Regions from separate parts of the Homo sapiens genome. Here region 2 is linked to region 1. The links are chromatin loops, found by intact Hi-C in ENCODE. Cell type or tissue: adrenal gland. All regions are shown on one strand. Each heading gives the region's core, and the rest is flanking DNA. Links, peaks and the distances in the headings are about the cores only. Region 1 has its middle 11 kb from the start of EPOP. Region 2 overlaps GPR179 (G protein-coupled receptor 179).

Evidence for each region. A loop is a pair of places that touch in the nucleus more often than their neighbours do. Peaks named below come from ENCODE experiments on the same cell type or tissue, not always from the same donor. Only the 100,000 strongest peaks of a DNase experiment are listed, where the experiment ranks them.
Region 2: it touches region 1 in a loop (2.5-fold over the local background); 8 of 110 quality-filtered maps call a loop at or near these places.

Annotation. Positions count from the first base shown.
Region 1 is chr17:38,656,352-38,671,606 of GRCh38, forward strand. No RefSeq gene overlaps it. Among named protein-coding and RNA genes, the nearest start is that of EPOP, 11 kb to the right of the region's middle. RefSeq lists enhancers at 645-939, 2,355-2,854, 11,205-11,499. In adrenal gland, for the core only: CTCF peaks have their summits at 11,371 (motif pointing left) and 11,572; a DNase peak (open chromatin) is centred at 11,290.
Region 2 is chr17:38,326,309-38,341,563 of GRCh38, forward strand. GPR179 (G protein-coupled receptor 179) reads right to left here. Exons shown (of 11, transcript NM_001004334.4): 2 at 13,109-13,217; 3 at 11,325-11,412; 4 at 10,670-10,905; 5 at 9,768-9,836; 6 at 9,283-9,392; 7 at 8,725-8,963; 8 at 8,396-8,534; 9 at 7,625-7,730; 10 at 6,943-7,089; 11 at 1-5,223. The coding sequence ends at 157. Among named protein-coding and RNA genes, the nearest start is that of GPR179, 10 kb to the right of the region's middle. RefSeq lists enhancers at 6,447-6,947, 15,023-15,255. In adrenal gland, for the core only: a CTCF peak has its summit at 7,591 (motif pointing right); no DNase peak of the experiment used is centred there; H3K27me3 peaks cover 793 bases.

The DNA of each region.
Region 1 (15,255 bases), core at 10,194-12,693:
CTCCAGTCTGGGCAACAGAGAGAGACTCCATCTCAGAAAAAAAAAAAAAAGGCTCATGCCTGTAATCCCAGCACTTTGGGAGGCCGAGGTGGGCGGATCAAGAGGTCAGGAGATCGAGACCAGCCTGGCCAACATGGTGAAACCCCATCTCTACTAAAAATAAAAAAAAATTAGCTGGGCACGGTGGCAGGTGCCTGTAGTCCCAGCTACTTGGGAGGCTGAGGCAGGAGAATGGCGTGAACCCGGGAGGCGGAGCTTGCAGTGAGCTGAGATCGCTCCAGCCTGGGTGACAGAGCGAGACTCCGTCTCAAAAAAAAAAAAAAAAAAAAAAAAGACCTTGGCCTTGGCTAGACACGGTGTAATCCCAGCACTTTGGGAGGTGAGGCCGAGGCGGGCGGATCACCTGATGTCAGGAGTTTGAGACCACTCTGGCCAAGATGGTGAAACCCCATCTGTACTGAAAATACAAAAATTAGCTGGGCATGGTGGTGAGTGCCTGTAATCCCAGCTACTCAGGAGGCTGAGGCAGAGAATTGCTTGAACCCGGGAAGTGGAGGTTGCAGTGAGCTGAGATGGCGCCACTGCACTCCAGCCGGGGCGACAAAGCAAGACTCTGTCTCAAAAAAAAAAAAAAAGAAAAAGAAGAGCTCAATGGCTCCCCAAGGTCACACCGTGGCAGCCCATTTTCTGTTTCCCACTCTGTTCTCCTACATGGTTTGTCCCGGGTACAGGGTGAACCAGGAAGAGGATGAGTTACCGCCATTTCCCCATGGAGTCAAAGGGCTTCTTCCTCCTGGAAAATCCCCGGACACGGAAGTGACTAAGACCTAGTGGAGCTGCTGAACCTAAAAAGTAAGTTCAAATTCGGGGCCCCTCCTTCTGATAGCCATGTGGCCCAAAGAAGGGAAGCTGTCCGTGCAGCTGGGGGAGCTGATCTCCAACATGTTCTCCCCAAGCCCACCTCCTGCCACCCCACCCCAATGCTGAAGCCCAGACAAGCAGCCAGGAACTGGCGTCACCATCCCCAGTCCCGCAGACGCTCATCCCACCGCCACCACCCGTGAGCAACCATTCCGGGGCCTGACATTCTGTCGGCTTCACACCACCTCCCGGAGCCCCAGCCAGAAGCACTTCCTGGATAAAATATTAAACATGCAAATCTGAGACAGAGCCTTAACGAGCGACAGACTGCACGACCACAGCCTGGCAAACGAGACGCACGACGTCCGGGGGTGGGGGGGTGAGAGGTATATATAGATATAGACTTTGGATCTATCTGTGCAATGTGTGTGTAAGGCAGAGAACAGCAGGGATGGAAAAGTACCGCAGCAGCCTCCAGCTGGGGTGGCCTGAGGTGGCGGCAGGAGGCTGGCCGGGAGGGAGGGTCAAGAGGAGCCCCAGAGCCAGGCTCAGAGTGAGGGATGACAAAAGCCCTTTGTGCTTGGATTCTGTGCAGGGGGTGCCAGACACGCTGGGCAGGGGAATGGGCATTGGTTTTGGAGAAGGAAGTTGGTTAGAGGCAAGGCCTCCGAGTGGAAGAAAAGAAGGGGAGACAGAGGAGAGGCATAGACCTGTGTGGCAGGAGTAGGGGTGTCTAGAGGGAGAACACCTCCACTCACATGGGGCACGGGGCGGGGGGGGGGTGTCTCTTGTCACCACACTGGCCCAGGTGTCATGGAGCTCACGTGGAATTAGGTCAGCAAGGTTCCTGCCTTGATTCAGGTCAGCATGCATTTGATGATGGCGCTTCTTAAACTTGTACATGTGCCAGGATCGTCTAGGATCTTGTTGGTAAATGCAATTCCGATTAGGGAGGCCTGGAGTGGGGCCTAAGAGTCTGCATTACTAGCAAGACTCAGGTGATGCCAGTGCTGCTGGCCTCCCGGCCCCCATAAAGTGGCGAGGGACTACAAGGAGCTAGAGCAACACGGAGCTCCCTTTGGCTCAGGCGAACACAGGACCCACAAGAGTCCAGAGTGGGATCAGAGGCTGAGCCCAAAGGCGTCTGGCCTAAGGGGAGGTCCACGGTGCTGATCAAGATGGTGTCTGTCCACAGTGTCCAGCCTGTCATGGAATTAGAACTATAGGACACCTAACTTGGCCCAAACCAACACAGAACCCAGCCCAGGGTGTCAGGGAGCCTGTAGCAGCCCACACTGAGACAGGGCTCACAGGGCCTGGAGTGACATGGAGCCTGGTGGGGTGGGACTGAATGATAGGGCGCCCATGTTGCTTCAGGAAATCACAGAGCCCACAGGGATTAGACTGAAGTGGTGCCCGTTTTGGTCCAGAGTGACATGGAACCCACAGTGGCCACAGGGGTCTGGACTGACTTGGAACTCAGAAAGGACTAACAGAGGTGATGGCCACATTTGCTCAGGGTGACATAGAGCTCATCAGGACTTGGACCAACTGGACCAACCAGGCACCCAACACAGAGCCCCAGACATGACAGGGGGCTCTCCGTGCAAACTCCAGGTTGCAGAAGACAGGAAGGGAGGGTCCGGAGGAGGCTGGGAGAGGAGAGGAGCAGGTGCCGGGGAGCAAGGCTGCTCTGTGGCTGCTGTGAGCCTGCCTGCCGTGGGCTGAGTGCTACTTGGCTGGGCCCCAGAGAGGAGGTGCTGCTGCTGCAAGGCTCAGATGGAGGAGGAAGTGGGAAGCTGGAGGCAGGGTGGGCGCGAGGCTGGGGTGGGGAGAGCACTTCCTCCCCCAAAGAGGCTTGGCACGGGGGCTGGCCCACTGCCCATGTGGATCCTGGCATTTACACTCCCCGCTCCCATTATACACAGGCGATGCGGTGGGTTATGGGTCTGGGACTTACGGACCTCAGATCAAGGAGCATTCAGCGCTGGGGGAACAGACAAACCGATGTCTCCCTGAATGGAGCACTCAGGGTCCAGAGGAGGAAGGGTTCTCCCTCCTGGCACTGGAGGTCCTTTTGATGCAGCCAGGTCCCTAGGCAGAGTGCCCTGGCCCTATTGTGTCCTTGCCCAGAGGAATGCAGAAAACAATGCAGGCTGCCCCTTCCCACATCCCTGGCAAGATCTAGAAATAGGTGCCCACACCTTCGTCTTAACTAAACCCAGCCCTCCCTCCCGCTTCTGGTCAGATGCCTCTCAGTCCTTGTCCCTACCAAGGGGAGAAGCCCCTCAGAGGCTACCTGCAGCTTCTCTTTATGCCAAGGTTAATGTAGAGGAGGAAGGGATGGAGGGAGGGGCATTACTATGAATTTATTTTTTGAGACAAGGTCTTGCTGTCTCACCCAGACCAAAGTGCATCAGCACAATCATAGCTCACTGCAGCCTTGATCTCTTGGGCTCAAGCAATCCTCCCCGTTCAGCCTCCTGAGTAGCTGAGCTGGGACTACAAGCACAAGCCACCACACCTAGCCAATTTTTAAAAATTTTTTGGGCCAGGCGCGGTGGCTTACGCCTGTAATCCCAGCACTTTGGGAGGCCGAGGCGGGCAGATCACAAGGTCAGGAAATCGAGACCATCCTGGCTAACACGATGAAACCCTGTCTCTACTAAAAATACAAAAAATTAGCCGGGTGTGGTGGCGGGCGCCTGTAGTCCCAGCTGCTGGGGAGGCTGAGGCAGGAGAATGGCGTGAACCCGGGAGGCGGAGCTTGCAGTGAGCCGAGATCCCGCCACTGCACTCCAGCCTGGGTGACAGAGCGAGACTCCATCTCAAAAAAAAAAAAAAATTGTTTACAGAGTCTCCCTATGTTTCCCAGGCTGGTCTCGAACTCCTGGCCTCAAGCAATCCTCCCACCTCTGCCTCCCAAAGTGCTAGAATTACAGGAGTGAGCCACTGCACCTGGCCAATTTGAATGGGGAGCTGGATGACGCTCCCCATCCAGCCTGGTACTGCTGAAGAATCCAACCCTAACTCCACTCCTGCCCACACATCTCCAGGCTGACCTAGTTTCTGTTTCAAGGCAGGGGGGACACATGTTACACACTCCTAGACACAGAGCTGTGCAGAGCCAAGAGATGCACACGCATGCACGTGGGATAGACGAATGCAGGAGATCGCACACTCGAGGCCGGTGCACACACATGCATATCCAGAGACTCCTTCCTGACTCACGAACAAACCCAAGGACCCCCTCCAGCAGACACACAGACAGAGCTCCCTGTTCACAGGGCCACACAGACACACATGGACCTCATAAGCCATAGGCGTGATTCCCCACAGGGGTTCCCTACTCTCTATCCAGCTCCTGCTCCCAGGTCCCCACTCTCTGGGGCACAAAAACAGCAAAGGCAGTCCTGCTGCCACACTACCAGGGCCATGGGATCAAGGATCACCGCAACCCTGGGAATGGATCCCCAGTCTCCCCTCTTCTCTCCATAAGCTCCTGTCTTTTGGAACTGCAGTGCTTATTTCCCCAGGACAAGTCTCTCTGTGGGAGGGACCAAGGGTGGAGGACACTTCACTTCCCTACTTCCCTTCTGGTTTTTTTGTTTGTTTTGAGACTGTCGCCCAGGCTGGATTGCAGTGGAGTGATCTCAGCTCACTGCAACCTCCGCCTCCTGGGTTAAGCGATTCTCCTGCCTCAGCCTTCCGAGTAGCTGGGACTATAGGAGTGCATCACCACGCCTGGCTACTTTTTGTATTTTTAATAGAGGCGGGGTTTTGCCATGTTGGCCAGGCTGTTCTCAAACTCCTGACCTCAGGTGATCCACCCACCTCGGCCTCTCAAAGTGATGGAATTACAGGCTTGAGCCACTGCACCCGGCCTTTTTTTTTTTTTTTTGAGATGGAGTCTCTCTGCCGCCCAGGCTGGAGTGCAGTGGCGCGATCTTGGCTCATTGTAACCTCTGCCTCCCGGATTCAAGTGATTCTCCCTCAGCCTCCCAAGTAGCTGGGATTACAGGTGCCCACCACCACCCCTGGCTAATTTTTGTATTTTTAGTAGAGATGGGGTTTCACTACGTTGGCCAGACTGGTCTTGAACTCCTGACCTCATGATCCACCCGCTTCGGCCTCCCAAAGTGTTTTTTTGTTTGTTTGTTTTTCTTTTTTTTTGAGATAAGTTCTCACTCTGTCACCCAGGCTGCGGTGCAGTGGTGCGATCATAGCTCACTACGGCCTCAAACTCCTGGGCTAAAGTGATCCTCTTGTCTCAGCCTCCTGAGTAGCTGGGACAATAGGCACATGCCACTGTGCCTGGCTAATTTTTTAATATATTTATTTATTTACTTTTATTTTTGGAGACAGGGTTTCGCTCTGTCTCTCTGGGTGGAGTGTGGTGGGGCAATCACAGCTCACTGAAGCCCTGACCTCCCAGGCTCAAGCAATCCTCTCACCTCAGACTCCCAAGCATCTGAGACTACAGGTATGCGTCACCACACCCGGCTAATTGCTTATTTTTTGTAGATAGGGGGACTCACTATATTGCCCAGGCTGGTCTCAAACTCCTGGCCTCAAGCAATCCTCCCTCCTTGGCCTCCCAGAATGCTGGGATTATAGGTGTGAGCCACTACACTCAGCCCCTCTTCTTCTTATTTTTGTTTTTTGTTTTTTGAGACGGAGTCTCGCCCTGTATCTAGGCTAGAGGGCAATGGCACAATCTCAGCTCACTGCAACCTCTGTCTCCTGGGTTCAAGCGATTCTCCTGCCTCAGCCTCCCAAGTAGCTGGGACTACAGGCACCTGCCACCGTGCCCAGCTAATTTTTTTTTATTTTTAGTAGAGATGGGGTTTCACCATGTTGGCCAGGCTGGTCTCAAACTCCTGACCTCAAGTGATCCACTCGCCTCGGCCTCCCAAAGTGCTGGGATTACAGGTGTGAGCCACCGTGCCCAGCCTGTCTCCAGGCTCTTGTGTCAGGTGTGTGTGCATGTGTGTTCATGTGTGCGTGCACGTGCGTGTGTGTGTGCATGTGCATAGGAGCAGGAGTCTGAGCCCGTTTGGGAACACGCTTGTCCATCCCTGTCCACCTGAGCTCTGGAGCCCAGCACCTGCCCTCCACAGAGGCCTTCCTCTCTTCTTTCCGGTGTCCCCAACCCCTCCCTCTCTCCTAACGCACTGTAATCGTGCTGGATCCTGGGTTCGTTCTAGAGCCTTCCTCATCTCTGCCCTTCCTCATCCAAGTTCCTCAAAAGAGATGCATGGGCTGGATCTGCTTCTTTCCCTCCCGTTTCATCCCTACTCCCCAGGAAGATCTCACTAGAGTCACTGGTGCCATCCTGCTTGCCAAGGCCAGTGGACCTTCCTCATCCTGTATCTGATCTTGTTTTTTTTTTTAAGACAGGATCTCACTCTGCCACCCAGGCTGGAGTGCAGTGGTGCAATCACTGCTCACTTCAACCTCCACCTCCCCAGGCTCAAGTGATCCTCCCACCTTGGCCTCTTAAGTAGCTGGGACTATGGCTTGCGCCACCACACCAGCTAATTTTTGTATTTTTAGTAGAGACGGGGTTTCACCATGTTGCCCAGGCTGGTCTCAAACTCCTGACCTCAAGTGCTCCACCCGCCTTGGCCTCCCAAAGTGCTGGGATTACAGGCATGATCCACCATGCCCGGCTCTATCCCATCTTTGTGTGACATTCCACCCTGTTTTCCTCCTTTCTTGATACTCTCCTCCTTTGATTATTGGATGAGTTAGGGTAAGTTGTGTTCGTTAGGCCAATATTTTATTTTATTATGTTTTAATTTTCCATTGTATTAATTTGGCTAATTATTTTTTCATTAGGTTAATTCTCTGTATTATTTGGGCTATGCTAAACTGTTTAGCTTAGTCTAAGTTGTACTGGTTAGGCTAAACTCCTAGAACAAAGAGATCCAAAAAAAGATGATGGCTTGAAGAATGTAAAATTTGCTTCTTTCCTGTGTTGCAGGTGAACACTCCAGGTCAGCCGGGAGCTCTCACAGCCATTCGGGGACCAGGCTCCTTCCATGTGCTGCTGTGCTGCCCCCTAGGGCCCTGCCAGTGACTCAGGACCGAAGCTGAGTGACTGCCATGCCGGGTTCCAGCCAGCAGGAAGGGCAAGGGAGTGTGGGGCGGGCAGGCCCAGGGTCTTAAAGCCCAGGCTGGGAGAGGCACACACCCCTTCCCCTTCGCAGCCCAGTGGTGGGAATTAAATCACATAGTCATACCTGACCGCAAAGGGGCTGGGAAATGTGCCTACCCAGTTGGCACAGGGAGCTCAGATTTGGGTGGACAATGAGCAGTGGTCACCAGAGCCCCCAGAGCCTCCCCCTCTCTCCCTCCTCTCCACCCTCTCTCTCCCCACTCTCTCCCTGGCCATTCCTCCCCAGCCCCCGCCTTTTTTTGTTGTTTTTTTTTTTTGAGACAAAGCCTCCCTCTTTTGCCCACCACAGGCTGGAGTGCAGTGGCATGATCATGGCTCACTGCTTCCTCGACCTCCTGGGCTCAAGTGATCCACCTCAACCTCCCACAAAGCTGGGACTACAGGCACGAACCACCATGCCCAGCTAATTTTTTTTTTTTTTTTAATTTTTAGTAGAGACAAAATCTGACTATGTTGACCAGGCTGGTCTCAAACTCCTGGGCTCAAGTGATCCGTACTCCTTGCCCTCCCAAAGTGCTGGGATTACAGGCGTGAGCTGCCACGGCACTTGGCTCCCCTTTGTAAATGTGCCCCAGGGCTCTGTTCTTGGCCCTTTTCTCACCCCACATGCATGCCTTGGCCATTCCCGTCCAATCCTGTCTGATGCCCTAAAGCCTCCCTACCTCCAGCTCAGGCCTCTCTCAGCCACAAACCCACGCAGGCAACAGGGCCAAATCTGGGACTCAAGCCACACTCCTCCTCTGCCTCACCCCACATTCAATCTGTCACCAAAGCTGGTGAGTCTACCTTGTAAGGACCCCCTCACCGAGACTGTCCTCTCCTTCTCCCCGCCGACCCCGCCCCCGAATGGGTTCTCACAGCCTCCACCCCTGCCCCCCTGCCTCTACCCCCAGGGACTCCACACCAGCCTCCCATGAATCATGAAATGTGAGTATTCACCCTGCCTGTTCCTGAGCCCTCTTCTCTCACAGTCTGATTGGGTCACCCTTCAGGGGCTCCCTCTTGTCTTCAGAATCAACTCCTTACCCTAACATATAAGACCTTTTGTGATCTGACCTCGGTCTACTTCATCTCTTGTCACATGTACCCTGTGCTCCAGCCACTCAAATCTTGGCACTTTTGTGTGTGCTCTGCCCCAGTGCCTCCCGGCCTTCACTTCAGGGATTCCTATATCCTTGAAGACTCAATTCAGAGAGCTCCTTCTCTGAGAAGCCCCCTCTGATGCCCTGATGCTCTTCCCACATGCTCCACTGTTCCCTCAACCTCACCAGTCTCCACCTCTATGCCTGTCTTGTCCTGATTGCTCACTTACCTCTCTCCCCTGCTAGGTGGTGAGCTGTCGGAGAGCAATATGAGGTTTTAGTTATTTCTCATCTCCAGTCCTTAGCCCATTGTTGGAGACAGTTAACGCTTAACGCTTGAGAAATGTTAGCTCCTTTCTCTTCTCCTTTAAAACTGTGACACAAAGGCTGGGCACAGAAGCTCACGCCTGTAATCCCAGCACTTTGAGAGGCCAAAGCGGGTGGATCACTGGAGGTCAGGAGTTCGAGACCAGCCTGGTCAACATGGCAGAACCCCGTCTCTACTAAAAATACAAAAATTAGCCAGGCGTGATGGCTCACACCTGTAATTCCAGCTACTCGGGAGGCTGAGGCAGGAGAATTGCTTGAACCTGGGAGGCAGAGGTTGCAATGAGCTGAGATCACTCCACTGCACTCCAGCCTGGGCAACAGAGCGAGACTCTGTCTCAAACAAACAAACAACAACAATAAAAACTGTAACACGTAGCTTTATACATAAAACTAAAATCTGGAAACAGCCCAAACATCCATCAACAGGAAAACATATACATTGCAGAATATTCATTCAATCAAATACTACACGGTGATAAAATGAGTTAACTACAGCTTCATGCAACAGCATGAATGAATCCCATGCATAATGTTGAACAAAAGAAGCCAGACCCAAAAACGTACCTTCCATTCTTATGAGGGTCAAAAACAAGCCGAACGGATCTTCGGTGACAGAGGCCGGCATGGTGGTCATCTCCGGGTCAGGAGATCAACTGGGAGCAGGCCTCACACAGCCTCCCAAAGGCTGGAAGTGTTGCTTATCTAGGTCTGGGTGGCGATCACACAGGTAATGTACATGTGTAATGATCATCAAGCTGAAATTCTGGTGCATTTTAGAGTAGGTAACTTCCCTCTGTTTGTTTAAGTGCCATGATTTTGTAATAAATCATCGTGGAAGCCGGGTAGAGTGGCTCATGCCTGTAATCTCAGCACTTTGGGAGGCTGAGTCAGGAGGATCCCTTGAGATCAGAAGTTCAAGATCAGCCTGAGTAGCATAATGAGACCCCCATCTCTACAAAAAATAAACAGAGCTCACGCCTGTAATCCCAGCACTTTGGGAGGCCAAGGTGGGCGGATCACTTGAGGTCAGGAGTTCTAGACCAGTCTGGCCAACATGGCAAAACCCTGTCTCTACTAAAAAAATAGAAAAAAAAAAAATTAGCCAGGCATGGTGGTGCACGCCTATAGTCCCAGCTTCTCAGGAGGCTGAGGCAGGAGAATCGCTTAAGCCTGGGAGGTGGAGGTTGCAGTGAGCCAAGATTGTGCACTCCAGCCTGGGTGACAGAGCGAGATTCCATCTCAAAAAAAAAAAAAATTGGCCAGGCACGGTGGCTCACACCTGTAATCCCAGCCCTTTGGGAGGCTGAGGCGGGTGGATCACAAGGTCAGGAGTTCGAGACCAGCCTGGCCAACAGGGTTAAACCCCGCCTCTACTAAAAATACAAAAATTAGCCAGGCATGGTGGCAGGCACCTGTAATCCCAGCTACTCAGGAGGCTGAGGCAGGAGAATTGCTTGAACTCAGGAGGCAGAGGTTGCAGTGAGCCAAGATTGCACCACTGCACTCCAGCCTGGGCAACAGAGCAAGACTCCGTCTCAAAAAAAAAATTAAAAATAAACAGAATTAGCTGTGCATGGTGGCACGTGCCTGTGGTCACAGCTACTCGAGAGGGTGATATGGGAAGATCTCTTGAGCCTGGGAGATCAAGGCTGCGATGAGCCAAGATCGCACCACTGTACTCAGCCTGGGTGACAGAGTCAGAGCCTGTTTCAAAAAAAAAAAAAAAAAATCACCATGGATGGCAAGTCTGCGTCTGAGAGGCACTTTCTGTTACAGAGTCCCCTGATTTTAGGTGATGACACTGAGCCCCAGAGAGGGTAAAACACTCAACACTCAGCTTGAGTCGCTCAGCACATCTGTGGAGAGTCCACACCCTAAGGAGGGGACTGCATGTCCTGCTTTCCCCATGCCACTCTAGGGACCTTGGGGGCAGGCTCTGTGTCTTTGTGTCTCTGGAACAGAGCTCTGGGACCTCTACATATTGGTGGGGGCTACTCCCACCCCATAACAGGTTGCTGCTGGGTGGTGAAACATGGCAGCAGTGTGGTCATTTAGAGCACAAACTCAAAGGACACAATTCCGTAGCTGTATGGGCTTAACCTCTGTGAACCCCAGTTTTCTCATCTGCAAAATGGAGCTAATAGTACCACGGTTGGGCGCGGTGGCTCACACCCGTAATCCCAGCACATTGGGAGGCCAAGGTGGGCAGATCATTTGAGGTCAGGAGTTCGAGACCAGCCTGGCCAACATAGTGAAACCCCGTCTCTACTAAAAAATACAAAAATTAGCCAGGCATGGTGGCCCACGCCTGTAGTCCCAGCTACTAGGGAGGTTGAGGCATGAGAATCACTTGAACCCAGAAGGTGGAGGTTGCAGTGAGCCAAGATTGCGCCACGGCATTCCAGCTTGGGCAACAGAGTGAGACTCTGTCTCAAAAATAAATAAATAAATAAATAAATAAATAAATAAATAAATAAATAAATAATAGTACCTACCTCATGTTGTGTCCTGAGGATTACATGAGCAACTAAGCATAATATAACAAGGCCTGGTTCCAAGGAAATGCCATTACAGTGCTTGCTATGATAACCACTCAGGAGGAAACCTAGTCAGACAGACCAGAGCTACTTTGCTCCTCCACTGGCTGTGTGACCTCAGGCAAGTTAATTAACCTCTCTGAGTCCCATTTCCTCATCTGCTAAACAAATAGTACTTATCTATTGCTATGAAAGCAAAATAATGCCTGTAAAACACCTGACACCTGCTTAAGTTCCTTGTGTGCAGAGACCACGTCTTGCACATCGATCCCCCTCAGGGCTCTCACTCCATGGCCTGGGAGAATGAATCCCTTCCCCAGCCACCCTTCTCTGGCTCGCCATCCTCTTTCTGGTGCTAGCAGACAGCAGCATCTAGTGGACAAGCTCTGGAACTGCATTCTGGCCAAGGGTCACTCGCCAAGCTGCTGTGCAGTCATTTAAATGAGGCTTTTTAAAAATGCTTTAGACAAGGGTGGAGGGGTCAGGAGGAACGGAGGTGGGGTGAAATGCATTGGGCAAGTATTCATTAGGTGCCTGCTGTGTGCAAGGCACTGATCCAGGACCTTAAAAAATGAAGCAAGAGATACAAGATCACTGTAGAAGGACACAAGAAAAATCACAAATAATTATAACTTTGTCATCAATACCCTAACTTTTTATCTTAGAGAAAATGTGAACACAGCATAGGGGGACTTGGCACACTGGACAGTGTCTTCTCAGGAAGTGTTTTTTGTTTTTGTTTTTGAGACAGGGTCTCGTTTTGTCACCCAGGCTGGAGTGCAGTGGAGTGATCACAGCTCACTGCAGCCTTGATCTCCCTGAAGTGGCTGAGCAATCGTCCCACTTCAGCCTCCAGAGTAGTTGGGACTACAGGTGCACGCCACCACACCCAGCTTGTTTTTTGTTTTTGTTTGTTTGTTTGTTTTTGGTAGCATCAAGTTCTCCCTATGTTGTCCAGGCTGGCTCAAACTCCTGGGCTCAAGTGATTCTCCCCGCCTTGGCCTCCCAAAGTGCTGGGATTACAGACACAAGCTACCTTGCCAGCCTTCTCAGGAAGTTTTTACAATTGCAGGGGCGATTTTTTTTTGAAATGGTTGTTACATGTCAATGACTCTCAGTTAAGGCCAAGGCAATAAAATGAAAGCTTAGGTCAGGAAGGTTCTGCCTCGAGTCCCCTGACCCAGGTTCTCCATAGACAGAGGGGAGCGGGAGTGTCTGGCCCCAAAGCCGCACTCGCCCTCCACACTCCACAGTCCCTTCCTACCAGACACAGAAGAGTGAAGAGGGTCTAGAGGTGGCATGAAGCACATCTAACTGGGGGAATCAAAAAATACTTCATGGGAGAGATGACATTTTGCATTGGAGAATGAAGGTAAAGAAAGCAGGGAGGGGCATGCTGGGGGCGCTGGGGAAGGAAGTGCATTCCAGCCTAGTAGACCAGGTATACCTTCACTGGTATAAAGCGAAGTAATGGGAACCAAGTTGGTTGAGGGAGCTGGGGGTTAAGGCCAAATCACAGAGGGCTCCAAATGACAGGCCAAGGAGGCTGCATTTAATACTATCAGGGGACCCACTCAGTAAGAAGGTAAACTGATCTGAGGGCATCAGAGAAAAACCAGACACCCAGAAACTATTAATAGTTAGGTGGCTACTGTCATAGTCCAGCCTAGAGGTAGGGGACACTGCACCATGATGGAGTGGAGATTAGAGACAGAATTGTGAGATCCTTGGGAGGGGAGAAGCAGGGGGAGGCTTGGAAATAGATAGCTGTGGGTCAAATGGGAGGACCCAGCTGAGAATTCAAGGTGCTGAGTCCAGGGGAAGTAATGGGGAGAAAAGCAGAGCTGTAACCAGAATGTGGACTTGACCAGGGGGACTGCTGTGGGCAGGGAGCTGTGGGCAGGGACCAGGAGCTTGGTCTTTGACAGGGGCAAATGAGTTGCCATTGTCCCTGTGGAGATGCGGGACCAAGGCTCAGGAGGGGTGCTGGAGGGAGAGGAGGCAGGGACAGTCAAGTGGGAGTCATTTACCCATATAGGTGCAAGCTGATGACCTAGGGGAGGAAAACAGAATCCTGCGGGCAGATAGGGTGGAGGGCAGGCGCCACCGGACTTCATCGGACTTTGTCTTTTTAAAGCTTCTGGGGGAGGGGGGCAAGAGAAGGAGGAGATGGAAGAAGACAGAGGCGGGACCTTTGGGGACAGAGACCCTTGTGAGTGTCCAGCAGTGTCACAGGCTATGCAGAAGTCCAGGAGTGGTGGCAGGGAGGCAACTGTTGAATTTGAGGTTGGGGGCTCTCCTGGCTGACCTTGGCAAAAGCGGTTTCAGGGACAGAAGTCAGGCTGCAGAGGTCTAAGAGGTGAGAGGCAGAGGAGCTGGAGGCGGCTGATGCTCCCGGGAGGAGGGAGGAGACGGTAAGCAGGGCTGGGATAGGGGAAGGTGAGCGAGGGGTTACTCTGGGGGTCCTGCCAGACCCTGAAGAGGAGGGTAGAGACCCAGAGGCACATGGAGAGGAGACCCTCTGAGACCCTTTGAGACAGAAGGAAAACAGGTGATGCTGTAAGAGCTTAGAGACCCAGACAGAAATAAGACTATGACCACCACATCCCTGACAAACCAACGTGGTGGCCACCAGCCCTAGAGGACATGGGACTGGAGGAAGGGAGGGGTAGAAGCAGGGGCTGAAGACACCTGGGAGGGAGAGCAGACTTCCTCAGACCCTCTCGGGCTCCAGCGTATTGGCGTGGGAGAGGGAGTCCCAGATTCCCGGGAGCTCAGAGCCTAGGGAAAGCCAGGGGTCCCTTTCCCCTTTCCCCAGGCGGCTCCTGTTCGGAGAAACTTGTGGCCCTCGCTTGGAAGCACGCTTTTCCCTATTCCAACCCCAAATACTCAGTACCTGTTTGCTTCCCCCAGAAGTCTGGGCAAGTTTCTTTCTTTTCTGGGACTCAGTTTCTGGGGTGGGCTGAATGATGGAACCCAAAAAGATGTGTCCAGGTCCTAATCCCCAGCCCCCACTCCCCCAGAGCCTGTGAATATGACTTCATTTGGAAAAAGGGTCTTTGTAAATGTAACTTAATTAAAGATGTCAAGACGAGATCATCCTGGATTGTCTGGTGGGCCCTAAAGCCAATGACAAGTGTCCTTGTGACAGACAGGAGAGGGGAGGGCCATACCATGGGAGAATGGGAACTCTGCAGCCCCAAGTCAAGGAACACCTGGGGCCACAGAAGCTGGAAGAGGCACGGAGGGGGCCCTTCCCGAGAGCCTTCGGAGGGAGTTCGGCCCTGCAATGCCTTAGGTTTGGACCTCTGGTCCCAGTAAATGGAAGAGAAGAAATATCGGGGTTTGTTGTTGTTGTTTGAGATGGAGTCTCACTCTGTCGCCAGGCTGGAGTGCAGTGTGGTATGATCTCGGCTCACTGCAACCTCCGACTCCCGGGTTCAAGCGATTCTCCTGCCTCAGCCTCCAGACTAGCTGGTATTACAGGCATGCGCCACCAAGTCCAGCTAGTTTTTGTATTTTTAGTAGAGACAGGGTTTCACCATGTTGGCCAGGATGGTCTCGATCTCCTGACCTTGTGATCCACCCGCCTCGGCCTCCCAAAATGCTGGGATTACAGGCGTGAGCCACCTTACCCGGCCGCTTAAATATCTGTCTTTTAAGCCACCAAGTTTGTTATGATTTGTCATGGCAGCCCTGGAAACTAACGTAGTTCCCTATTCTGTAAAATAACTAGAATTAAATCTTATTTGGCCAAAAGGTGTGTTTTTTAACTCGCCACCCCGCCCCCTTCCAGGTTGAGTTGTAACCCTTTCACTTGCAGGGCGGGGGTGGGGGAGTGAGGGTGGGGGCAGGTGATGCAGGGAGGAAAGAACCTAAATTAACAGCATCTCCTCCTGCCCCGAAGAGGAGGAAAGTCCAAGAAGAGTATTTCATGCCCACCAGCCCTTCCTCCTTCACCCAGAGCTCACACCATCATCCCGTGCCCGGCTCCAGGCAGGCGGGTGGGGCAGACGCTGACCCGGAGCGCGTTACTAAAACCAAGGGGTCTTTGAAAATCAGGGAGTCTGCCTTTCCAGACTTCTGACAGCCCCCCTCTTCACAGCGATTCTCTCCCCACCCCTTGTGTCTTCTTCCTCCCGTTCTCCATTCTTGGGGGGCAAAATAAGATGGAGACTCCCGAAGCACAGGGTGGAAGGCACTCCCCCACCCCTTCTTCCTCCTCCTCCCACAACACAGCTGGAGGGGGAGGGGAGGTCAGCAG
Region 2 (15,255 bases), core at 6,613-9,112, 330 kb before region 1:
ATGCAGTTTGTCTTTGGGATGGGTTGACTTCTGGTCTTCTCAAGGAGGGGAAGTGGCCAAGCTGTCTTTGATTCAGCTCTTTGGGAACACCTGGACTTGGAAAGGGCCTTGGCTCCTGAAAGCTAGCTCTGTGTTTGACCTCACCTAATAAGGCTGTTACTCCCAATCCCAAGGATAGACAGTGGGAGGGGTGAATTCTTCATACTGAGCTTCAAAAGCCACTTGGCCTGAGTCTTCAGTTAAGGACGAAGACTGAGACTCAGCTTCCTGGAGACTTGGCTCTGGGGCTAAGCTGGTCCTTGGCTCAAGCCCTGAAGGTCCTTGTAGTTCTCTGACACCTTCTAGAGTGAAAGTACTGGCTGGCCTGCTTACCTTGGGGCAGGGGATTTTGCTTTCTGGAAAGAAGTGATCCAGAGGCCCATGGACTAAAAGGCATAGTGGTTTTTCAGGAGCTGTGGGGAAAAATTCTCTCCGAGTTGCTGTTAAAGCCAGGAGGCCAGATTCCTCAGATGGGACTCCAGTTTCCTCCCCAGGACAGATGTCTGCCATGGTACCCTTTATTTTATTTCCTTCTGGATCTGTGATTTCCCATTGGCACAGCTCTGCCATCCTGCTTCCCATGCTGCCTGCTTCCTTGGGGCTGACTTTGAGTTCTGGGTCCAGGGCACCTGACTGGGGCAAGAGCCCTCCTGAGCCTGTGCCTTCCCCAGGGCAGACTGCCTCCTGCTCTCTGGGCTTTGCTGCTGCTTTTGAGAAGTGTTCTTCCGTCCCTCCAGGTCCTGCCTTCTGAAGGAACATCTCTCCTTGCCCTTGTGATTCTCTTTCCTGTTCCCCTTCCTCTGCTGCTCCTCCACCCGCCTCCCAAGGGCAGATCTCTGCTTTCTTGGCAGAGGGAGCCTCTACCACTTCCCACAGACACACTTCCGCTACCCTGGTCTCCACACTGCCTGCTGCCTCAGAACTGCCTCTGCTTCTGTCAGAAGCATCTGGGGCTGGCTGTGGGGACAGACCCTTGCCATCTTGACTCTCCCAGGGACACACAGCCTCCTGCTGCCTGAAGTCTGCCATCTCTGGCTTTTTCTGAACTGGCACACCTTTTGGCTCTGATTTTTCTGGGGCTCTGCCTTTCTCTTCTTGAGAGTCCCCTTTTCCATCCTGCCTTGACACCCCTTTGACAGGGATTCTTTCAGTCACTTCCCAGGGACAGGTCTCAGCCTTGGCACTGCTGTCAGATTTATACACACCTGCATCAGGAACATCCCATGGGCACACGTCAGCGGCCCTGCCCCCAGTGCTGACCAGTCTCTGGGAGCTAGCTTTAGGTTGGTCAGGGCGCTGTCTGTCTAGGTGAGAGACGGAATCTGCTGGGGCAGTGGTCTCCCATGGACAGACGGATTGTAGCTCATGGCTTGTTTTTTCCCCATCTTCAGTAGTGAATTCTTCTGTGTCTGCAGCTGGAGCTTTTTCTTGGGTTATGTGTTCTGGGAAGGAACCTGTCTTTGGGTCTTGTCTCAGGTCCCCCTTCTCTGTTGCTTCCAAGGAATGTCCCTCTGCCACTTCACTACTCATGCTGCTGGGCAAGTCTGAGATCTTGGGGGCCTGAGCAGGGGATTCCCTCAAGTCCTTGTTCTCCCAAATACAAATAGTTTCCTGTTGTTGACACAGTTTTGCCATCCCTTTTGATACGTCTTCTCCCAGGGAAGTGAGTCTCCCCTTTTCTAGAGCTTTCTCCCTCTGCTCTGCTGATTCACTCCCTGCCTTTTGGTCCAATCCCTTCCCAGTAGTTCCTTCACTTACCTCCCAGGGACAGATCTTGGCTTTTTCACTGGTAGCAGCTTCCTGTGCTTCCCAGGGACACACTTCACCTGGCCTGCAGCCCATATGATCCAGTTCCTGGAACCCAGCTTTTGGTCCATCAGCATCTAGAGTACCTGGATGCTGAGAACAGGCCCCTGGACCCACACTCCCCCAGGGACAAGCCACCTCCCACTCTGGGGTTGGCTTCTGTGGCTTCTCTGGAGCAGTAACAGCTCTCTCCCTGGGTCCAAGATCTGCAGAAACCTTGCCTGTATCATTTGGAGATTTCCTAATGGCCTCAGCTCCCAAAGCCCTTTCCTCCCCTGCTCCAGCACCCACCTCCCAGGGACAGATTTCTGCCTTCCCAGCAGTCAAGTTTTCCTCCACATCCAAAGGGCAAATGTCGGCAGCTTTGCTTCCCACACTGCCTGACATCTGGAGAAGGGTTTGGGGTCTCTCTGTGTCTTGAGGACGTGGTTGTGGGGAGAAGCTGCCAGGGTCCACACTCTCCCAGGGGCCGACCGCTTCTTGCTTTTGGATCTGCCCCTCAGGCTTTTCCCAAGCTGTGACATCTTCGATTTCCGATTTTCCAGGCATTTTCTCCTTGTCCTTTTGAGATTCTCCTCCTCTTGGCACCTGTGCTGATGTCCATTCCTCTCTTGTTCTTTCATTTACCTCCCAGGGACAGATTTCTGTTTTGGCAGGTGTTGCTTCCTGTGCCTCCGGCCTGAGATCTTCCTGTGGACACACCTGCGTTGCTCTGCTTCCTCCATTGCATAGGAATTGGCTACCAGCTTTGGATGAGGAATTGTCTAGACATGGGCTGGAGTGCCCAGGGACCGTGCTCTCCCTGGGACAAACTGACTCCTGCTGTTGACTTAATTTCTGCACTGCTTTCACAGTTTGTTCCCCCATCTCTCCAAAGCTTCCTTTTCTGGAGGCTTTTTCCTTTTCTTGAAGAGATTCTCTACCTGTCCCCAGACTCAGCATTTCCTGCCCCATCACGTTATCATCCAGCTCCCAGGGACAGATCTCTGCTTTCTGGATAGCAGGAGCATCTCCTGCCTCCCACAGACACACTTCAGCAATGCCACTGCCCAAACTCCCTGAACACTCTGAGCTTCCTGGGGCCTGAATTGAGACTGCTGAGGGGCCCCGGAAATCTGTACTCTCCCATGGACAAAGAGACTCCAAGTCTCCTCCCGGTTTCTGTTCTTTCCAAAAGGTTGCTTTCCTGGTTTTCTGCTTTTCCTGAGGGAGATCCTTCACTGCCTCTTGGGCTGGTTTCCCATCCTCGCCTCCTTCACTTGCCTCCCAGGGACACGGCTCTGCCTTGGTGATGTCAGGGGTATGAGCTTCTGGGCCAGCAGCTTCCCACCCAGGCTTCTCCACCTTCCTGGCCTCCACACTGTCCCCCGCCTCAGATTTGTCTCTGATTCTGCCAGGGTCCTGAGGAGCTGACCCAGGGGACAGACCTCCTCGATCGGCACTCTCCCAGGGACACACTGCTTCCTGCTCCCTCACCAGCCTCTCTGGCTTTTTCCGCATCATGGGAACCACATCTATGGGCTCTGATTTTCCCCGGGCCTCCCCTCTCTTTTTTTGGGAGTCACCTGGGTCTTGTCTTAGTGCCCTCGACTCTGGGGCTCCTTCACTCGTCTCCCAGGGGCAGATTTCGGCCTTGTTGCCACTGTCTGGCTGACGCGTTTCTGATTCAGTGACCTCCCAGGGGCATACCTCTGCCACCCTGTGGTCAGCGCTGCCCAGGGACTGGAGGCCAGCTTTGGGCAGTTCCTGCCACCCGACAGGGGTTTCTTTTGATTGCTTGATGTTTTTGTCCCTGGAAACTTGCCTCAGCATGGCAAGCCCTGTTTTACCTGCTCTCTCAGCTTTCCGTTCCCCTAGACCCTGGGTCATCCTCCTGCCTCTGTCTTCTTGTTCCCTGCTGCCCTCCCGTTGACAGACTTGGAGCATCCTGCTGGTGTGAGCGTTCTGTTGGTTCTGGAGGGACTCCTTGTCATCGGAGGGGATAAGAGCGGCCTGCTTACTCACCGCCTTGGGCCGGCCTAGCCTGGGCGATCGGGAGGGTGCCCCCATACTCTCTCCCGCAGTCCCGCTGTTCTGCCCCTCGGGACTCTCCTCCACACTCTCCTTCTCTCTGTAGGTGCTCCGAGAACGGGTCAGAGCTTTAATCGCCAGCCCCAGGCTGCGCATGGAACCCTGCTGAACAGGGGCCTTGAGGCTGTGGGATTTAGGGAAGATCTTGGGCCTGTCTTCGTCCACATCATTAGCTTCCCTCTGGTGATGTGCATCCTCTGCGTCCATCTCATTCTCCCCAGCCCTGCTTTTCTCTACTGCAACAGAGAGGGCCCTCCAGAGCCTGGCTCGAGCTGGGGCAGGGGAGTGGTGGCCTCGCTCTGGCCCTGAGGGGCCTTCCTGGGGCACATTTTCTTGCTTGGCTGGCAGTTCTGCGTTCTCCCAGGGGCAGATGTAGGTGAGTAAGTTGGGGCTTTGTGGGGATACTGGGACTGGTGCCAGGGCAGGGGCTGGGGTTGGAGCTAGAGCTGGCAGCAGAGCTGGAGCCAAGGTGGAGGTGGGAGATAGCATCCTTGGCTCTCCCAGGCCCCCAGACAGGGCCAAGATGGGGGTAGAAACCTGGTGCCTGATGGGTGGATGAGGCAGCCTTCTCCTAGCCTCCTCATGAAGCCTCCCAGAGGTGTGAGAGCTGTCCACGCTGCTGCTCTTGGCAGGGGAAGGTGGAGCTGACAGGGGGGCCCCTCGAGGCCGCTCCAGCCTCCTGGCTGATGGCCTCCGCACCAGGCTGGCCATGGCTGCCTTGGCCTTCTTCCGCTCCTCCCGCTCCTTTGCTTGCCGGTAGGTCTCCTCCAGGTAGGCCTGGCTGGCCATGAGCAAGGCCTTTTCCCTGGAGCTGGCCACACTGAGCGACTTCTGCAGAGAGGCGGGCCGGGCTCTGGGTAGCCTCTCTCCCACCGTCAGGTTGTGGGCGCTGGCTGACCTGAAGCCCAGGGCAGGGGGCCCCTCCACCGACTCCCGGCTCTCTGTTCGAGAGGCCTTCTTGGCCAGCTTCCTCCTCAGCAGTGAGTCAAGAAGAGGCGGGTCCTGCTCCCTGCGCTGGTCATAGGTGCTGCGGGACTTGTGCAGAGCTGGTGTCCCCTCGGGTTCCTGGAGGCTGGAGCTGAGGAGCCGGCGGCGGGAGGAGCCGGGCAGGCTGCCGTGGCCTGGGGATCCTGAGTCCCGGGAGTGCTGCCTGGCCAGGGCCTCGGGGAATTCCGCCAGGTACCTCATGAAGGAGCGGCCCAGTCCCTGGCATGAGCTGCCTCGCTTCTTGGGCAGGTGGGGGTTGTTTGCGGCCATTTCCTTGGTTTTGTGGACCTCTAGCTGGGCATAGAGCTTCTTCAGCTCGTCCTGTGGGGCAGCAGGGAGGAAAGCAGGGCTGCAGGTGAGCTCTCTCCATCCCCTGGCTGTCTGTTCCTCCACCCTTGCCTAGACCTTTTTCCCTTAGGGATCTCTTTCCATCAAGCTGTATCTCTTCCCTGCTTCTAAAACTCTCGTAATTCACCTCTTTGTTCCTGTGAGACCAGTTGCCAACCTGAGTCCCAGCCAGATCCAGTCAGCTCGGAGGACTCATGTGTACCCCCTTCTCTGGGGCATTGTGGTCTAGTGGGAAGTTAGTAGCTTGGGGACACTCAATATGCTGTGTCCCTGGAGGCTGTTTTCATGACCCCTCCCTCTGAGCCTCTGGATCTTCTGTAAAGCAATGTTACCTGGGTGACCAGTGTTAACTTCCTTAAGAGCATTATATGAGATTGATGAGACTAGTGGGTTTGAAATATGCAGTGTTCAGGTGTAAATGATGGAACGGGGCTTTAGAAGTCTTCTGTTCTGGGTTTCTCCCCAGATCCAGCATAGGGGCCGCAGATTGGCTTGTGTTCCAGAAAGTGGAGGGTCAGGGGTGGAGCTGCCCCTCCATACTCCCTGGCCCTTCAGCTGGATTGGGGTCTCAGGAGGCAGGGCAGGCAGAGCTCAGAGGGTGAGGACACAAGGGGGAAACGGGCAGAGGCACTGGAACAAGGAAGGACTCAGGAGATGCAGAGGACTCTGCTTTGTGGGCCTGTAAACAAGTCAGGTGTGAAGACGGCCCCAGTAGAGGTGGAGGGGGTGGACAGAATGGCTTCCCATGATGGTTCCTAGACTCTGGATTGTATAAAACAATGGGCTTAGATTATCAGCTCTCCTTGTATCTTACCCACTGAGCCTCTTGTTAGGGTTCTGGTGACTATAATGATCCCCTTGAGCACAGAAATGAGAATAAGCATGCTTTTCCAGTGTAGACCCAGGAAGAACTTCCTCTAAGACCTGCCAGGTCCAGGGAAAGGGGATCCTGGTGGCTACTCACTGCCTGAACTACCCAGCCCCACAGCTGGCCCTAGGCTGGCCCTAGGTGCCCTAGGCACCAACCATCCTGCTTTGCTGGGGGCTGAGGCTTTTTTGTGTGTGTGTGTCAGAATCTTACTCTTTCACCCAGGCTGGAGTGCAGTGGTGCGATCTCAGCTCACTGCAACCTCAACTTACCAGGCTCCAGTGATCCTCCTCCCACCTCAGCCTCCTGAGTAGCTGGGACCACAGACATGTACCACCATGCCTGGCTAATTTTTGTATTTCTAGTAGAGACGAGATTTCGCCATTTGGCCAGGCTGGTCAAACTCCTGGCCTCAAGTGATCCGCCTGCCTTGGCCTCCCAAAATGCTGGGATTACAGGCATGAACCACTGTGCCCAGCCAGCTGAGGGGTTTCTTAGACTGCCCCCGACCTGATGCCCCTGCTGAGTGAGAGTGGAGGATGCGAAGGAGTAGGGCTCCACTCTCGGCCCTGCCTCTAGCTTGCCACATGGCCTGAGCCTCCGGGATCTGGTTCTGGGGCTTTGGGGTCTTCCCACTTGGGTGTGTGTGGCCTCCTTTGAATAGAGTCAGGGGAATCAGTTTAGGCCAGTGGAGAAGGGAGAGGGCAGGTCTTGGAGGGAAGAGGACTTGCAGTGGCACATAGCCCAGGTGGCAGGGCCCAGTCCTCCCTCTGCCCAGTTCCTAAAAGCTAGCATTGAAAGGAGGCAGGGAGGGTGGCACATACCCGAATGTCTCCAGGGTCCAGGCTGTGCTCACTCCAGGCTGAGGCGATGCTGCTGCCAAGGTAGGAGCCTGAGTGCTGCAGGTCCAGCTCGTCCTCACACACCTCATCCACCATCTCCTCCCGGGGAGGAGCCCCCAGCTTCCAGAACTGGCAGGGGTGCATAAGAGTGGGAAAAAGACTCGCCCTGGCTCCTTGTCCACTCCTGCACTCACCTGCCCTGTGGAATGCGTCCTTACTTTGTGACGCTTCACCCCCTTCTCTGACTTGGAATTCTGGGGATCTTTAGAGTTTTACTCCCCTCATCCTCCCTGACCTTCTCTAGCTCAGACAGCAGGGTGGTTCTAAGCCCCTGACCCTGCAATTCCTAGCCGGGTCCTTCAGCTCTCCCACCTCTCCCTGTATACCTGCTTCTGAGTAGATTTTCAGAGTGTGCCAACCTTCCAGCTGCAGGAGGGAGCCCCTCCAGCCCTGGGTTTTCTTTCCCTTGCCCAGGAACTGGAAGCAGAGAGTGTCCCCACTCAAGTCAGCTCCTAGCTTAGGGCCCCTGGCACTGTGCTCACTCACCCAGCACCTTCTGTCGTCCTCACCCTGGCCTGCAGAGGGCGCTGCGGGACAACCGCTCCACAGTGGCCCTGACAGAGGGGCTGGGGTCCACCTCACAGGCAGGAGGGGAGGGCCTCACCTTAGGGATGAAGATCAGAGCCAGCGTGGTGGTGACTGTGCTGTGGGTGTGGAAGAAGAAGAGGAGGAGGGTCCAGTCCGGGTGCAGAGAGGGAACCAGCACAAACCTGGGGCGGGATAGGGGCGCAGGTCATTACTGCAGGCAGGAGTTGCCTCTTCTGCTTTGCCTTCTCACTGGCGTTTCACCTCAGCCCCAACCCTGATACGCTTAGGACGAGGGGGCATTCTGCCCTCTCCTGCCCTCTCCAGGATTTAGGTCCCACTTCAATCCTGTTAATCCCAACCTCCAAGACGCCCTCCCAGAATACTCCAGCTCACTTTCTTTGGCTGTGTATAGCACAGACCTGTGCTCCAGACTCTTAGGCCCACTCTGTGGGTTAACTCTGCCTCCACCACAGGGTCTGGTCGTTATGGACAAACAGCAGCCTGCTGCTCTTATGGCTGAGGAGTGAGGGGAGAAGGCAGGGAGGACTGAGCATGTGTGGAAAGGGGTATGTTGGGGTGCTGGAGAGGTGCTTTGGGAGGGGTGAGGAGTTAGGAGGAAGGTCCTCTTCCTCCTCTTCTGTGTTGGGGGCCTCCTCACCTGGGCCAGGCATGGAGTACAGAAGGGGCATCTGGGGGGTAGGGAGAGAGCCAGAAGTGGGGGCCTTCGTCAACGTGCTGAGGCGTAGCAGTGTTGCCAGGATGGCATGGGATGGGGGCACCTCACCTGGGAGAGGTGAGGAGTACTGTTAGAGTGGAAGGGGGTGTGGGGAGGTGAGTCCGTCCTCACCTGGCTGTGTGGAAGGCAGCGGAAAGCAGTAGCTCATTGTGCAGGGCGATGCCCATGTAGCGTGGCTCATGGAAGGCCGAGAGCACAGCCCGTGTGGCGTAGCAGAGGAAGCTGCCCCAGCACAGCAGCAGCAGCTCAGCTGTGGGGAGACAGGGAGGGAGAGAGCCGGCACCACCTCAGCAGCTGTCCCACCCCTTTCTCTGAAAGATGTGCTGGGGGGAGCCTGGGCTCGGGGTCTGGGGACAAGTCAGGAGAACCAGAACAAGAGGAACCCTGGAGGCACAGAGGCAGGGACCAGCGTAAGGCTGGGCTCAGCAGAAGCAGCTCACCCACAACCATGATGTAGTCCCAGCGGTCGTGGTGACAGAGGTAGAAATGGCGGCCACTGGGAGTGTGGCCTCGGATCACCAGAGGTGCGTGCTGGATGCCTCGCTCCAGGGCGCCCACGGTCCACACAGCCAGGAAGCCCAGCACAGGTAGCAGGAGCAGCCCCAGGTGCCGCAGCAGCCGCCCGCTGCTCAGAAGGGCACTCCGCTGGGCCGTTCGAGACAGAAACAGCTGCAGCACTCTGCGAGGGTTAGAATACACAGGGTGGATGGCAGGGACCTGGGTGGATCACGAAGAGGGTGCCAGCGCCCTGGTCTCTGTCCATTGCTGCCCTCTCCTCCACACAGGTACTTGTCCTTCCATCCTTTTTGTGATTTGCTGCCTTTTGCTACCCCCCCACAAAGTAACATGGAAGACAAGGCTATGGTGATGGGGGTTGGCCTTGGGGGTAGAGGGGAGTGGGGCTGGCAAGGGTCTGGCTTTGAAAAACACCATTCCATGAGTGAGCTGGGGTGGTCTGGGATGAGCAGCATGAGAGCAAAGTCTGCCCCAGGCCGTACCTGTAAAGCTTGAGTATGATGGTGCCGTAGACGATGGCAAAACCCAGCAGCCGCACCCAGCGAAGAGCGATGCAGCGGAATACACTGGGCTTGAAGTATAGGATGAAGACCTGGTGGGAAGGGGCAAAAATCTCTGCTCTCTACTATGCTTCTGCTGTGGGCCAGGCCTATGCTAAGCACACTGTGGATCCTCCCAACAGCCCTGCAATAGAGCCATCACCACCTTCATTCTGCAGAGGAGCAGCTGAAGTGTCAAAGAAGTTAGGTAACTTGCCCTAAATCACACTGCAAGTCACAGAGCTCCTAATAAGCCTGAGGCTCCAGAGCTCATAGACCAGCTTGCCATTTGTGGGTAAGAGTAGGGGAAATCTGTGGTCTCTGAATCCCTTCCAGAGGGCAGAGAAGGGTTCTGGGGCTTGGAGGGTGCCAGGTTTTGGCTATGGGGGATGCTGGAAGGTGGGGCCAGCCTGTGGCCACAGACTCACAGGAAAGTAAAGCAGCAGGAATCCAAAAAGGACAGTTTCCAGCAGGACCACTCCAGATGCCCAGATCCTCTGTGAAGCAAGGAGAGAGGCATGTGAGCAGAGTCTGGACGATGGTTCTAGAGGCTCTCAGGCCTATGTGAACGGTCACTCAGTGACCCTGAGCTAAGGCTTCACCCTGTAACACTGGCTCTGCCCTCTCTGCCCACATCCACGTCCCTTGTTACCCCAGGCTCAACTCCACTGGCACTAAACATGGCTAAGGCCAAGGTTTTACATCATTCCCACACACACATCCCTGTGTTCCTCCCAGTCTTGCTCAGGGCCTTGCTGCAGACCTAGGCTCAAATCAGAGGCTGCTGGAGCTGGAAGGGATCTCATGCATTCCTCAAGCGTTGGGTCAGGCTGCTCCCTTGTCTAGAATAGGGTACCCCTTCTTGGCCCAGTAAGTATCCAGTTAACCTTCAAGCCTGGCTCATGTCACATCCAGAAAGTCTTTCCCATGCCATCTCAGGCAGGATGACTTTCTGTAAGCTCCCACAGCAGCTGACAGACACCTCCATCCTTGCCCCCATCTCACTGTGCTGTCATTTTATTTACATGTCTGCTTCCTCCATTAAACTGGGAACTCCATGCAGGCCCAGATCACTTCCATTTGAGCCTAGGCAGTGTTTTGCTTAGAGTAGATACTCAACTAGCATTTATTGAATCAAGTTCAATGCCCTTATTTTACAGATGAGGAAGCAGGTCCAAGGCGGAGAAATCACTTGCATCATGCTACACAGTGAGTTAGATTTAGAATCAAGATTAGAACCAATTTCTCCTAAATTCTGGTCTTAGGTAGTCTCAGGCCTCCAGTTGAGATGGGTCGGACATGTGTGTAGGAGGTGTGGGGCCTTCCTTGCCTTGTTCCGGCGGCAGCGGTAGGAGACCAGCATGCTCAGGAAGATGGCCAGCATGCAGCAGGCCTGGCAGGCCAGCACAGCGGCCCGCAGCACCGCGGCCTCTTCCACCAGGCACGGTGTGGCATCCATGCAGCTGGTGCAGCCCTCAGGACATGGCAGACACTGCAGCAGTCTCCCAGATCTGCCTTCTGGGAACCCGAATTGCCCGGTAGTCTGGAAGTCACTCTCCTCTAACCCTATAAAGAACAAGATGAGTGCAGGGAGAGGGGCCCAGCTAGAGCATCCTGACATCCCAGCCTTTTCCCTGATAGTCACCACAGCCCTCTCCCTGTTCTCCTGTGATCTGGGGCTCCAGGGACAAGTGGGAATGGGTGCTTCCTTGGGAGGGCAAAGTACCAGGAAGAGGTGACACCAGGCTAGGGCTCCTTGAGAGGCCAACTTGCATCATATTTGCATGTTACAGGCTCATACTCAGAAGGTGTAGACACCCCCACACTGCAACCTGCTTGCCTCTCCTGCCTCTCTCAACCTTCTGCCCTTGCCCCACAAGTTCCCTCCCAGTGTCTCACCCCAATCTGGCTTTCTTCCCCAGATGTACCCTCCCAACCATCCTCTCATGTAAAACACATGCCTGGCCCCCACCACACTTACATACCCCCAGAGGGGCTTGCCCCGTAGAATCCAGGTCGGCAGCGGCAGAGGTAGCGGCCAAGAACAAAGCCCTGACTCTCCAGGGGGACACACTATGGGGACAACAAACACAGTATGTGTTTATGTGGGGCTTTCTCTGGAAGAGCTTTCCCTCCTGGGAGAGATGGAGGGTCCATCTACCTCCCTATCCATGGGACTTGGGTCCACACTAGGGAATCCCTCCAGAAGCCCTCTCTAGTCCTTGGGAAGCCTTCCCTCTGTGGAAACCCTACCTGACCCCTGCTGTTGCCTCTCTTCCCAAAGAGACCCTAAGCAAAGAGTACAGGGAGAAATCACCCTTTTGTTCAGACTGGCAGTGACAGGAGCCTCATAGGACCCATTTCCTAGTGGCCAGCTCTTGCTAGGGCAAGGTACTGGGGGAGATGGAAGTAGGGAAAGTTCTGAGCCCAGCCATACCTTGTGTGCCTACATCCTACTTCAAAGGGTCCCCATCAGCTTCCATCTTTGGCACACAAATGGACTGGAAAGGCCCCCCACGGAGGAGCAGCTTCCTTCACCAGGGACCATCTGGCTTTCGCACAGGACTGTTTTTCCCAGCCTTAATGCCAGGCTAATGCCAGGCTGGTGGGATGCCAAGGCCAGCCTTTATTCCACCTCCTCCTATTGATGTTTGCCCGGCAGGGGACAGAGCAGACCTCAGAGCCAGGCAGGGAATATGAACAAATGAGGTCAGATCTATTGTGGGGAGTGGCTGGGAACAGACATCAGTGACGCAAATGAAAGGGTTAACCTTGGAAGATTCTATATCGAGCCCCTGACCTCACTTAGTAGGGTTAGTGTGTGGTGCTTGTGAAGCTGTGGCCCAACTTCCCCTCTTGCTTGGACCACTGGACTACACAGTCTGCACAATTAGACAAACATGCACCCAGAGAAGTGAATGTGTCTGGGTTAAACAGTGAACTGGATGGTGGGAGCCCTTTTCCATCCCTCCACCTCTAGCTGCAGACACATGTGCCCTGAAGAGCAGTAGAACCACCTGTGCACACAGAACAATATGCCCACCAGCCCCAGCAGGCCACAGGGCTCGCCCTGGCTTTGGCTCAGCTCAGGAACAAGCATGCAGTGATTGTAACCATGGAGCGGGTGAATTCACTGGCCTCCCAGTTTCCCAGTACTGGGTTTGCATGATTTCCAGCCAGTGCTCTCCATCACTGTGAGTCACCTGCACCCGTAGCTTTGAATCTACCTGCATCTGGCCCAGGTTCCATCACATTCACTGGTCCCAGGCCTCTTCGAGCTCCTTGGTTGGTTAGATTCCTCCCATACTCCAACCAGCAATTCCATTTATTTCAGCAATATGGAACACCCTTTTGTAGACAGACCAATGGAACATCCTTTGTGGGCCAAGAGGAGCCCAGAGCTGTGTTACATGAAGAATGTGTTCCCGGGGGAAGGAAAGGAGATAAGTAACTGAGGCTCAGGAAGTCACCCTGGGGAGGGGTCCTGGAGCACTGAGTACCAGAAAGGAGAGCAGACAGGAAGAACACTGAACTTTCAAAGGAATGAGGGCAGGAGCAGGAGGAATAGGGGGTGGGGGGGCAGGCTGTAGGTGACCTGACTTTTTAAAAGCCTGGTATCTCACCTCTGCCAATCACTAGGAACTCCCCTGAAGCCCTGAGATGCTGGGGTAGCTTTGTCTGCTGCTCCTGGGAGCTGCATGGTGGCGGTGATGGGAAAAGGGGAGGGAGGCAGGACTCTAGTAGCGCCCCCCATCCTCCTCATCCTTACCTGGGTGCTGTTGAGATCACACAGGTGTGTGTTAGAGTACCAGCCTGGGCCACTTGCACACTGATTGATGTCCACACTCTGGAGATCTACGTCCATCTGCACCTGCCCCCTACGGCAGTGAATTGGCAATTAGGGGCACAGTGATTGATGCCAAAGTGGACGTGTGTCCCTGGGCGTTGTTGGGGCCCAGAAAATGATGCTCGGAATTATGGCACTTTGGCATGCTGAGGACTTTGAACTAAAGGAGATTAGAAGGGTTCAGAAGTAAGGTCTCTCCGACCTTCTCCTTCTCTCTTGTCTCCTGCCCCTCTTTCTCCCCGCTGAAGTGAGTTCTAGAAACCAGAATTCCCCTTCCCCAAGGCAGGTCATAGAAACTAGAATCCCCCTCCCCCAGAGCAAGATATAAAACCAAGAACTATTACTCTCATCTTCCCCTGCCTTTCTGTGTAGGAGCTGGTCATAAAGAAATTCTCTGGCCTGCCTTGACTGATAGTAAGTAGGTCATATGACCCTCATTCCAGAGGGATCCTGCCCTGTACCTGGGAGGAAGGATGCTACATAGACAGGCCAAGAGGAAGCTGAACAGAGGCCTGGCTGAGTTTCCCTATTTGGTCTACTACCATTAGATCATAGACTTTTTTGTCCAATCACAGTTCTACAGGGCTGACCATGCTTCATGGAATCTAAGCATAACAATGAACAGTTTTCCCTGAGTCTATTCTTTCTTTTTTTTTCTTAGACACACAGTCTTGCTCTGTTGCCCAGGCTGGAGTGCAGTGGCATGATCATAGCTCACTGCCACCTCCACCTCTTTGGCTCAAGTGATTCTCTCACCTCAGTCTCCAAAGTAGCTGGGACTACAGGCATGTGCCACCATGCCTGGCTAGTTTTTAAAAATTATTTTTAGTGGAGACAAGTTCTGGCTATATTGCTCAGGCTGGTCTTGAACTCCTGGGCCCAAGCAATCCTCCCACCTCAGCCTCCCAAGTAGCTGGGACTACAAACATATGCCACCATGCCTGGCTAGTTTTTAAAAATTATTTTTAGTGGAGACGAGCTTTGGTTATATTGTTCAGGCTGGTCTTGAACTCCTGGACTCAAGCCATCCTCCCACCTGGGCGTCCCAAAGTGCTGGGATTATATGTGTAAGCCACTGAGCCTCTGCCACTGGGTCTTCATTTCTGAAGGCTCCTGTGTCATGTAAAACTTTGGCTAAATAGGCGGGGTGCAGTGGCTCATGCCTGTAATCCCAGCACTTTGGGAGGCCGAGGCAGGTGCATAATCTGAGACCAGGAGTTCGAGACCAGCCTGGCCAACATGGAGAAACCTTGTCTCTACTAAAAATACAAAAATCAGCCGGGCATGGTGGCTCATGCCTGTAATCCCAGATACTCAGGAGGCTGAGGCAGGAGAATCGCTTGAACCCAGGAGGCGGAGGTTGCAGTGAGCCAAGATGGCGCCACTACACTTCAGCCTAGTGACAGAGCAAGAGTCCATCTCAAAAACAAACACACAAACAAACAAACAAACAAAAAACTTTGATTAAATAAATTTGTTATGCCTTTCTCTTGTTAATCTGTCTTTTGTTATAGGAGTATTGTGACCCTTATGATGAGTGAGGAAAGGGATCACACTTTTCTGCCCCTACAGGCACTAGATCTGGGGACAATGCAGTCTTTGCAAACTTTAGCCCAGCACCTGCAGTGTGTGCGAAGGGCATGCATGTATTCCATTTCTCCAGTATTATGAATGTTCACTGTCTCTGTGGACAACAGTCTTCTTTCTACTAGGTTGTTCTCTCCACCCCTCAGCTTTTTGATATCCTATCATTTCCTGGTTTCTGTCAAGGAGGAGAGACAGGGCGCATGTCAAGACATGGCAGGAGTCAGGGCTCTGATGATCTCTGAAGAGGATTTTCACACTTCCTCATGCATGTACACACGCACACACACAGAGATCAGCTCAGCTATTAACCATCTCCTCTCTCTGCCCAAGCCAGGTCTGAATTGATCACAGCAAAGGAGATATGAAATAGAGGAGCCCTGACCTGGCACTGCCTGGACCAGCAGTTCCCCAGCCTTTGCTCTGGGCTGAGCTGGCAAGGAGCCAGGCTGCCTGCTGGCAGGAGGAGAACCCTGCTGGGAACA